Linked DNA regions of Homo sapiens: region 2 is linked to region 1. Evidence: read pairs that join two places in POLR2A ChIA-PET (ENCODE). Cell type or tissue: A673. All regions are shown on one strand.

Evidence for each region. ChIA-PET counts read pairs that join two places held together with the same protein. Peaks named below come from ENCODE experiments on the same cell type or tissue, not always from the same donor. Only the 100,000 strongest peaks of a DNase experiment are listed, where the experiment ranks them.
Region 2: POLR2A ChIA-PET joins it to region 1 with 5 read pairs; 6 of 35 experiments call an interaction of 5 or more read pairs at or near these places.

Annotation. Positions count from the first base shown.
Region 1 is chr2:9,226,461-9,231,460 of GRCh38, forward strand. The region is part of intron 1 of ASAP2 (ArfGAP with SH3 domain, ankyrin repeat and PH domain 2); the gene reads left to right. Among named protein-coding and RNA genes, the nearest start is that of ASAP2, 22 kb to the left of the region's middle. RefSeq lists a silencer at 20-314 and an enhancer at 4,609-5,000. In A673, no CTCF peak of the experiment used is centred here; a DNase peak (open chromatin) is centred at 2,241; H3K27ac peaks cover 1,435 bases.
Region 2 is chr2:9,433,102-9,438,101 of GRCh38, forward strand. It overlaps CPSF3 (cleavage and polyadenylation specific factor 3), which reads left to right. Exons shown (of 18, transcript NM_016207.4): 6 at 770-859; 7 at 3,110-3,260. Among named protein-coding and RNA genes, the nearest start is that of CPSF3, 12 kb to the left of the region's middle. In A673, no CTCF peak of the experiment used is centred here; no DNase peak of the experiment used is centred here.

The DNA.
Region 1 (5,000 bases):
TTTCTTGATCTGAGGATGTTCCATAATGACTTCAAGGGCACCTTCCAGCTTGGGGATTCTGTAATTTTAAAGTCCAGCTTGCTGAAGGGCTTTGTGGTAAAGGGGGAGTTGGGAGGAAGCCTCACTGAGGTTGTCCTGCTCTGGATGCTGGCCTCTGCACAAAGGTCCTTTCAGGCTGCCGTGGGGAGGACTGTCCTATGTCACTTCTTCTTCCCTCTTAAGCCCTGGAGGGGAGGACTTGGGAAACAGGTCACAGGGAGCCTGGAAAAACAAAGAACACGCCGTCCGTCCACTCAAAACATTGGCAATCTAGCAAACGGTGTGCTCTTCCCTGGCCTAACATCATCGGTGTGTGATCTCTCTCCCAGCACTCACCCAGGGACCAGAAAGGCGGGAGGTCTGGAGAGAGATTGCAGGTGGCTTCCTTGGTCAGTCAGGAGGCATTCCCTTCTCCTGCATGCTGGAGGGGTGCACCATGGGCCTGGGATAGGCTGTTGTCAGTGGAGCAGAGGTGTCGCCCAGCCAGAAGGGTAAGGGAGCTCAGATCCAGTCCAGGTGTTCGGGTCCTGCTCCCTGGCGAGAAGGAAGTATGTGTGAGAGAGTATTTCAGATCCTCCTCTCCTGTGGCTCTGGAATCCTGCTCATCTGCCATCCGGCGTCTCCAGCCCTGCTGTGCTTGAGAAGTCTTCATTTCTCACTAGCAGCCTCCATTATCTCCACTTCCTCCATTATCCCCACTTCCTACATTTTCAGGGCACTTGGCCTCTGCTGTACCCTCAGCCCCCAATCCTAAGGGCATGTGCTCTGTGAAGTGGGGGACTTGGGGTTGTGCGCCCCTGTGCCCTGCAGTGCCTGACGCATGAGTGTTGTGCTGACCCTCCCTCAGTGTCGTTCAGCAGTGAGCCTCCTCTAAAGCAAGTTCACCATTTACACGGTGGACTTGTTTCCTGTGTTTGTGTTCTTATTTCCTAAAACCGAACTGCAAACTCCTGAGGGCAGGATCTCTTTTTTCTTTTTTTAAAATAAGCTCTCATTTGTATTTATACTTGGCTATTTTCAAACGCTATTCGGGTGGGACAGGGCTCATGCACATTTTACAGCTGAGAAACAGCATCACAGAGGTTTAACGGCTCTGTAAAATAAGATAATTGGTAAGTAGTAGCCCTGAGACTTTAACCAGGATCTTACAGCTCTTGTTCAATGAATGATCTTTCTGTAACCCAGAACCAGCTGAGTATTTGGGAGGTCCTCAGTAACCGTTTTATTGAGTTAAAAAAATATGTGGGTAAGGTATTTGTGAGTACACGTGCATATACAAAGATTCTATGTGCTTAGAAACTTCTTTGACCAGCCTCTTCATTTGAAAAGGGATTTCAAGGTTCATATATGCATTGTTTGTTGCATGTTACTTTCTTTGGAAATGACTAGTGAGGACAGATAACTTAGAAATATTTGCATGTTACATCAGAAGAGAGTTAATAGTACTGGTTACTGTTAATACTAGTGGTATTAGCTGTTCCAGCAAAAGGTACTGCTTATTTATAATAACCAGATAATAGCAGCGAGATCGGAGAGGATAGTCTAGATAACATTATGAGTGTATCTATAATTATAATTGAAATGGAATGGGGGTGAATCTTTTAATATGAGGTTTTAAGAATTCTGGAATTTTAGTGTGAGACATAATTCATGGTGTATGGTTGATAGGGACATACTCTTTGGCCATATAACCTTGAAGAAGTAATAATCTTGAATTATTTATCATTGGAATGAATCATCCTTTTGAGAGAATCATATCTTCCTTCAGTGTTAAAAATATACTTATGTCATCTGTCATGGTGAGTATTCCAGTTACAATGCATATTTCTTTTTTTCACATCCTGCCTACTCACTTGGTGTTATCCTTGAGAAGAGAAAGATTTGAGATGATGGCTAAGTGGTTCCCAGTCTTTGAGTCTATAATCACATTCCCTGTTTTTTCGCATTCCTTTTGGTTGCTATGTTTTGGTATTTGGTCTTTGGTCTCTTTCTTTGGGGAAGAGTGATTGGGTGGCCACAGGAGGAGTAAACCCATTTGGGAGCTGATAGTTGATGTATTTTTGTTATGCTTGGCAGAGTGAGCGGCCCCCATCTTCCTGAGCAGAGTTCATGTGTGATATACAAATGAATGGTCTCTTTCCATCTGGCCGTCACAGAGGCAAGAAACTGTGGTGCCTCTGGATCATTGAATTTCTCAGACTCTCAAGGGACAGCAGAATGCGTATGTGAACTGGCATACCCAAATGCAAATTATTTCTGGTGATACCTAATATATGTAAATGTATGCTGCTCAGTTGGCCAAGAAATTATGAACGGCACTCTTCCTAAATAATGCTATATAACTGAAATTTTAGTTTTATTGTCACAATAGTGAAGTGTGTTGATAGTCCTATTTCCTGTCAAATTTCTGTGACATTTCCAGCAGCTTCAAGCACCCCTCACGGGCCAACTCCCCAGAGGTGGAAGATCCGGTATCTCAGGAGGGAGTGCTGCCGGGCTCCATTCCGAAAGCCACACCTGCCTTGTTACCACGTAGGGATCTGGCAGTTGAAGGCTAGGGGCGGAAAGTGGACAATCAGGATAGAGACAGGACTCGGCAGAGAAGCGGAGTTTTAGTACAGATGTACTAAACATCTGTACAGATGTGGAGCCCCCCCCGCATCATCACACTTAACTTCAGGAACAAAGAAACCCAACAGATTTAAAGATAGTAGGGCATACCTGCAGGGCTGGTGGCGGGGCAGGTGGCCGGTGCTGCTTCCATGGTGGACTTCGCAGTTGCCCTGGGGATGCTGACCCCTGGACTGGACTTTGCTCAGTGGTGCCCGCCACAGTGAGCCTCAGCCCCACCTCTGTTGTCTTCACCCTTTGACCTCACTTGAGCCTGGACTGAGGGATTTCCCCTGTCGATGAACCAACCTGAGTACTGTGCATCCAGCCTCTCACTGAGCTGGGAACCAGGGGCAGCTACAAAGGAGACAGGAGAAATAGCCGTCCCCCTTGGGCACTGCTGGCCTGGCAGGAGAGGCCCAGCATGTGTCTAGGGAGGAGCGGAGCGGTTGTGGCCAGCATTGAGCTGGCTGCTTTTCTGTAGGAGCCTGAATCTCAGTCGAGCCTGGAAGGACATGCAGGTGTTAGGGAGCCAGGATTGCCTGCGTTAGGCACGGGGCTGGGCACACAGAGCACTGGAGGGAATTGGTTGAGTAAGTGATGGAGTAGTTGATAGCAAAGGGAGACTGGAGAGAGCATTCTGCAGGGGGACAAAGTGCCTGAGCCTAAGAGGGGGAGACAGGCTGTCTGGAGAACATGAAGCAAGTGCCTGGCCCTGGAGGTGTGTGCCCCTCCTGTCCCCTGTAAATTGTGGGTGGGCCAGGCTGTTGGGGGCATTTGTGGGCCTGGAGTGATGCTGATTTCTGCAGCCCTGGCGGTTGTCAGTGTGGGCTGGGGTAGAGATGTGTGTTTGTGTATGGAGCAAGGAAGGTCCTAGCCTTGCTCAAGAGGTAAAGAAGCTGCTGGTTGAGAACAGCTTCATGAATTCTGCAAGAAGAGATGATGATGTTTGCTTCTTTTACATACTGCATTAAAGGTCCCAGACACTGGGGCATTTGCTGATGTCAGTAAAGAGGGAGTCCTGGATTTCTAGGCACTCACAGTTTCAGAATAAACACATATGTAAACAGCTGATTACCATATGGTGTGATAAATGTGTCAGGATACAGAGGCAGTTGCTATTGGCAACACCAAATCAGTCATAACCTTCAGGAGTGAACAGGGCTTGTTTGCTCAGGGTCTGGCCAGGGACCCAGAGGACCAGTGTTGGGGACCCAGAGGGGCTGCGTGGGCCTGCTGCCACTGCGAGCCTGTGTTACAAGACTGAGCAGTGCAGCCGTGACTCTGGCAGGCGAGTTTCCCAAGCCGAGGTTTCTGGAAGCCACAGCCTGAGCCCAGGGCCTGGAACCTGCAGGCAAAAACTGTGCTGAGACTGATTCCCCAGTGGTCAGCCCCACAGCTGGACTGCAAGCTGCTTTCCCTGGGCAGACTCAGCCTCCTGCAGGAGGGGTGTGGGAGGGAAGGAGCAGTATCTGTGTGCAGACCTGGGTTCCCCCAGAACTGAGATGCTGGATGAGGTGCCTGCATCCCCTGAGCTGCTTGGCGAGGAGGACGGTCCATGTTTTCCATCACAGCTGGGAGTAAGAGCAGATATGTGCAAGGCAAGGACGTTGTTTCACCTTTTGAAGGAAGGTTGTTAGGAAAACGCCTGCATTTTCTAATCACTGGAGAAGCCCTTTTAAGCAGACCAGATTTATAAGGGTTTTGATGAAAACAGTGGTTTGGGAGCAGCAATGTCTTTAATAGCAACAAAGCCCAGAGATGGGGTCTGCCTGCACAGGAGCATGGGCCAGGGGGTCCTGTGTGACCTTGGAGGTGTGTGAGGGAGGCCCTGGGCTGGTTCCATGGCAGGGCACAGTCCAGCTTCTTGCTTCCTGGCAGCACAAACCCCTGCCTGTTTCTGGCGGGGAGATGCTGCCCAGGCTCGGCTGCTTTGCGGTTCTATGTCGGTCACTTTCCCCAGGCCACTTCCTTCCTTTTTCTTCTTATGCCAGCCTGGGCAAGAGGAATTTGTGCTTCCTGCCAGCAGGATGGATGGGGGAAAGGCAGTGGCTGGGTGTTTCTCTCTGCTGGAAGGGTTTGCTGGGGTGAATCCTTTCCCTTCACTCCCTCCTGTAGCCAGGACCTTGTCACCTCCAGGGAGCAGGTGACAGTTTCCTTGACTCCTCACCAGGTTTTCAGGCTCTGCCCTCTTCCTCTCCCCAGCCAAGCTTGCCTCTGACCTCAGCCAGGAGGAACTTGCTCTAGGGCTTAAGTCAGGTCACATCTAACTTTAAGACCCAGTTTTAGCATCTGGTATGGAGGCAACAGCCTGGGCTTTGACAGACTTGGGTTTGCGTCATGACTCGGTA
Region 2 (5,000 bases), 210 kb after region 1:
GCAAGAGTGAAAGGGGTTAATTAGGAAAGATCTTTGGGGAAGCCTTGAACTTCTGACAACGTGGGTGGGCCGCTGGCTTTCCAGACTCCAGAGCAGCCGCTCTGAACTCAGGCTGCAAATAAGACTCACTTAGGGAGCTGCTGAAAATAACTGTTGAATCAAAATCTGGAGGCGCAGCTTGGCCTTTTCCTTTTCGAGTTTGCTAGGTGATTCTAACGTCAGCCAGAGAACCAATGCTCTAGTGTCACGTCCTAAATTTTTCACAGCTGCTTATACATTTGGAACTTTTAGACATTGAATTGTAAAGTATATCACTAAATCACTTATTCTTGCAGTTTGCTCCAGGGCACAAAAAATAAGTAGCACAAATGCAGATGTGAATTCTCTTGGAATTTGATGCAGACCCTCTTATGATTTTATCTCCGGTTTTAGACCATGTACCTCAGTGCACTCCTTTCCTTGTCTGCATGCCCTTTTTCTCTAAGAAGTTCAGAGCACTTCTCAAGTGGATTAATGTTATATAGGTTATCATTGTGAGATGATACTGGGAATAGATTATTCCCATTTACTAGAGGAAATAATTGAAGCACTGAACCGTTTACTGACTGAACTACACATTTTGAATTGGACACAAGCACTGCATGTAAATTTCATCAGTTTTAGACTTAAAAACTGTAACTGCACTTTTGGATTTCATGAGTTTAATCTATTCACTAGCAAAATGAAGCCTTCCCCAAATCCTAACTTTCTAGTTTTATCTTTTTCACAGCTTTTGTACACTGGTGATTTCTCAAGACAAGAAGATAGGCACTTAATGGCAGCTGAAATTCCTAATATTAAGCCTGATATTCTTATCATTGTAAGTATTAATATACTATATTGTAATCAATGTAATGTAAGCAGATTTTTTTTCTTTTGGAAAATAATACTGTGATCTCACTTTCATAATATGTTATTGGATATAAACTTACCTTTTTTAAAATATAAGAAAACTGGTGGCCGGGCACGGTGGCTCACACCTGTAATCCTAGCGCTTTGGGAGGCTGAGGTGGGCAGATCACTTAAGGCCAGGAGTTAGAGACCACCTTGGCCAACACAGTGAAAACCCATCTCTACTAAAAAAATACAAAAATTAGCTGGGTGTGGTGGTGCAGTTACCTGGGAGGCTGAGGCACAAGAATCACTTGAACCCAGAAGGTGGAGGTTGCAGTGAGCCAAGATCACGCTGCTGCACTCGAGCCTGGGCTACAAAGCAAGACTCAGTCTCAAAAAAAAAAAAAATTGGGGCAGGTGCTTCTTTTTGTAGTGCAGTTTCACTTTCTTGCTGTTAAATGCATTAACTCTAGTCTAATATCAGAGATGCCAGGCTGCCTCTGGGCAGGATCAGCAGGCTGTCTCTGGGCAGGATCATTTTTACTGGCTATGCCCTCTCTCTGTCTTCTAAATATATATTTCTAGATGAGAATATGTAGAAGAACATCTTACGGGTCATTTTAAAATGGTGTGACCTCACTGCCTTTGCCATGGTGACTATCCTCAGGCCCTTAGTCCATGCTAACTTATCGTTTTGTTTATCTTTGTGTGTCATGTCTGCCTACTAGGTTGCAAGTCCCAGGGGAGCAAAAAAAATGAACTGTGTACAGAAGCTCTTTGGGGGCAGCTTGGGATGTGTGTTGCTGACTGTAGAGTCAGGGGTTGGGAGAGAAATCTTGCAAGCTTTTGGTGTATATAAGAACATCAGGTGTATGTGGTTCAAGGAGGAAGAGTTGTCTGTTTCTCCTCCACCACCTACCATGTTCCCCAGCTGCCCAGGCATGTGGGCCAGTACATACTGCTGTCCATAAGCAACATGTGAGCAGATTAGATTGGACTCTGCTCATGGTATGCCCAGCATATAAACTTAATTTAAGGGAAGATTTATTTTTTGAACCCTCAGAAAAAGTAGCTATTTTCATAGTACCATACTTTAGAGCAGTGCTTCAAATTTTAATATGCTTATAATCATCTGATGATATTGCTAAGATACAAATTCTGATTCAGTACATCTGGGCTGGGGTCTGAGATTTTGCGCTTCTGATAAGCTCCCAAGGGATGTCAATCTTCTGGTCAGTGGACCATACCTAGTAAGACTTTAAGGATATTCTTAAACAGAAGTATAAGAAACAACATCTGTTTCTATTTTAAAAGCTTTGACTTATCAGAGGTGGGAGAAATAACCTTTTTCTTCCTAATGGAAAGCAAAATGGTTAAAAAAGGACATGGGAAGAAGATACAGTTTTGGACTATTTCATTTTATAAAAAGTTCTTAGATTTGAATTCTAGCATTCTTTTTTTTTTTTTTTGAGATGGAGTCTCACTCTGGAGTGAGCGACTGCAATGGCATGATCTCGGCTCACTGCAACCACTGCCTCCCAGGTTCAAGTGATTCTCCTGCCTCAGCCTCCTGACTAGCTGGGATTATAAGGCATGCGCCACCATGCCCAGCTAATTTTTGTATTTTTAGTAGAGACGGGGTTTCATCCTGTTGGTCAGACTGGACTCCTGACCTCAGGTGATCCACCCGCCTCGGCCTTCCAAAATGCTGGGATTACAGGCATGAGCCACCATGCCCGGCCTCTTTTTGTTGTTGTTGTTAAATTTTATTTTTTTGAGATGGAGTCTTGCTCTGTCGCCCAGGCTGGAGTGCAATGGTGCGATCTCGGCTCACTGCAACCTCCTCCTCCTGGGTTCAAACAGCTCTCCTGCCTCAGCCTCCGGAGTAGCTGGGATTACAGGCGCCCACCACCACGCCCAGCTTATTTTTGTATTTTTAGTAGAGACAGGGTTTCACCATGTTGGCCAGGCTGGTCTCAAACTGCTGACCTCAGGTGATCCACCCACCTTGGCTTCCCAAAGTGCTGGGATTACAGGTGTGAGCCACCACGCTGGGCCTGAATTCTAGCATTCTTGCTTGCTCTTCCCAATTACTATTATGACAACACATGTTCGAGTAAATGACATGCTAATGGAGAAGTGAATTGCTTAGCCCCTCAGTATTTCATTGATGTTTAACTTTTGAATTCTTGGAGGATCATTGGTCTTAGTCTCACACTTCTAATGTATTATTTAGGAATCTACTTATGGGACCCATATCCATGAGAAACGTGAAGAGCGAGAAGCAAGATTCTGTAACACTGTCCACGATATTGTAAACAGAGGAGGCAGGGGTCTCATTCCTGTCTTTGCTCTTGGAAGGGCTCAGGAGCTGCTCTTGATTCTAGGTATGCCATTTCCTTTGTATTTAGGCGATGATCAAAATCTTGTCATTTTATCAAGATAATAATGTGGTCTTGGATGAGTCATTCCACCGTTCTGGACTTCAGTTTTCTTCATTTAAAAATAGAGATTTGGGGCCGGGCGCGGTGGCTCACGCCTGTAATCCCAGCACTTTGGGAGGCTGAGGTGGGGAGATCACGAGATCAGGAGTTCAAGACCAGCCTGACCAAGATGGTGAAACCCCATCTCTACTAAAAATACAAAAATTAGCCGGGCACAGTGACAGATGCCTGTAATCCCAGCTACTCAGGAGGCTGAGGCAGAGAATTGCTTGAACCTGGGAGGTGGAGGTTGTAGTGAGCCGAGATTGCGCCACTGCACTCCAGCCTGGGCGACAGAGCGAGACTCCATCTCAAAAAATAATAATAATAATAATAATAGGGATTTGGATCTAGGAATAGCCCAGGAAAACAGCAACTCTCATGCACTGCTGTTGGGAATGTGAACTGGCGACCCCTTCCGGTTGCCATCAGAAGTCTTAAAATATGTGTACCCTTTGGCCAGCAGTTCCGCTTCTGGGAAATAAATGAGATGTACAGAAAATTTTGTCAGGAAAGGTATTCATCATTTTAGTATTTTCAAAGAAATATGTGAGTAAATATAGCATTGTAGGAAAAAATTGTGTTACAGATGAGTAATTACATACTTTGCACATAATATATTAAGTCAACCAAAAAAGTAGAGTTCAAAACTATATTTACTCTGGGCTGGACGTGGTGGCTCACGCCTGTAATCCTAGCACTTAGGGAGGCTGAGGTGGGCAGATCACTTGAGGCCAGGAGTTCAAGACCAGCCTGGCCATCATGGTGAAACCTCGTCTCTACCAAAAATAGAAAAATGAGCCAGGTGTGGTGGCACACACCTGTAGTTCCAGCTTTTCTGGAGGCTGGGGCATGAGAATTGCTTGAGCCTGGGAGGCAGAGGTTGCAGTGAGCCGAGATTGCACCACTGCACTCCAGCCTCGGTGACAGAGGGAGACTGTCTCAAAACAAACAAACAAACAACAACAAAAAAAAAACTATATGTACTCTGATCCTAGTTAGGTAAAAAATGCACACACAAATGACTGAAAAGCTACTAAATCTGGATAGTGAGGATATGGATGATATTTTTTGTTTTCTGCTTTTCTCCATTTTACAAGTACTTCAGTGAGCATGTATAATTTTTTGTAATAAGAGAAACAATGGTTGTTACTTTTTAGCATACATTTGTACTTCATGATCCCTTCTACCTCACATTCGGTGATTCTAGTTGGGAAGAGCACTCTTATTGAAGAATAAAAGAAGGTACTTTACAGCCAGGCATAGTGGCTCACGACTGTAATCCCTAATTCCAGCACCTTGAGAGGCTAAGGGCGGAAGATCACTTGAGCCCAGGAATTTAAGATCAGCCTGGGCAACAAGGCAAGACCCTGTCTCTACAAAAAATACAAAGAATTAGCTGGACGTGGTGATACACGCCTGTTGTCCCAGCTACCTGGGAGACTGAGGTAGGAGTATCACTTGAGCCTGGGAGGTAGAGGTTGCAGTGAGCCAAGATTGTGCCACTGCACTCCAGGGTGGGCGACACAATGAGACCCTGTCTCAAAAAAAAGCAAATAATAAAATGGGTGCTTTGCATGAGTGTCACCTCTGTGCGAAGCACTAGAAACACTTGCATCTTAGCTCATCCTCTCTGTTCTGCCA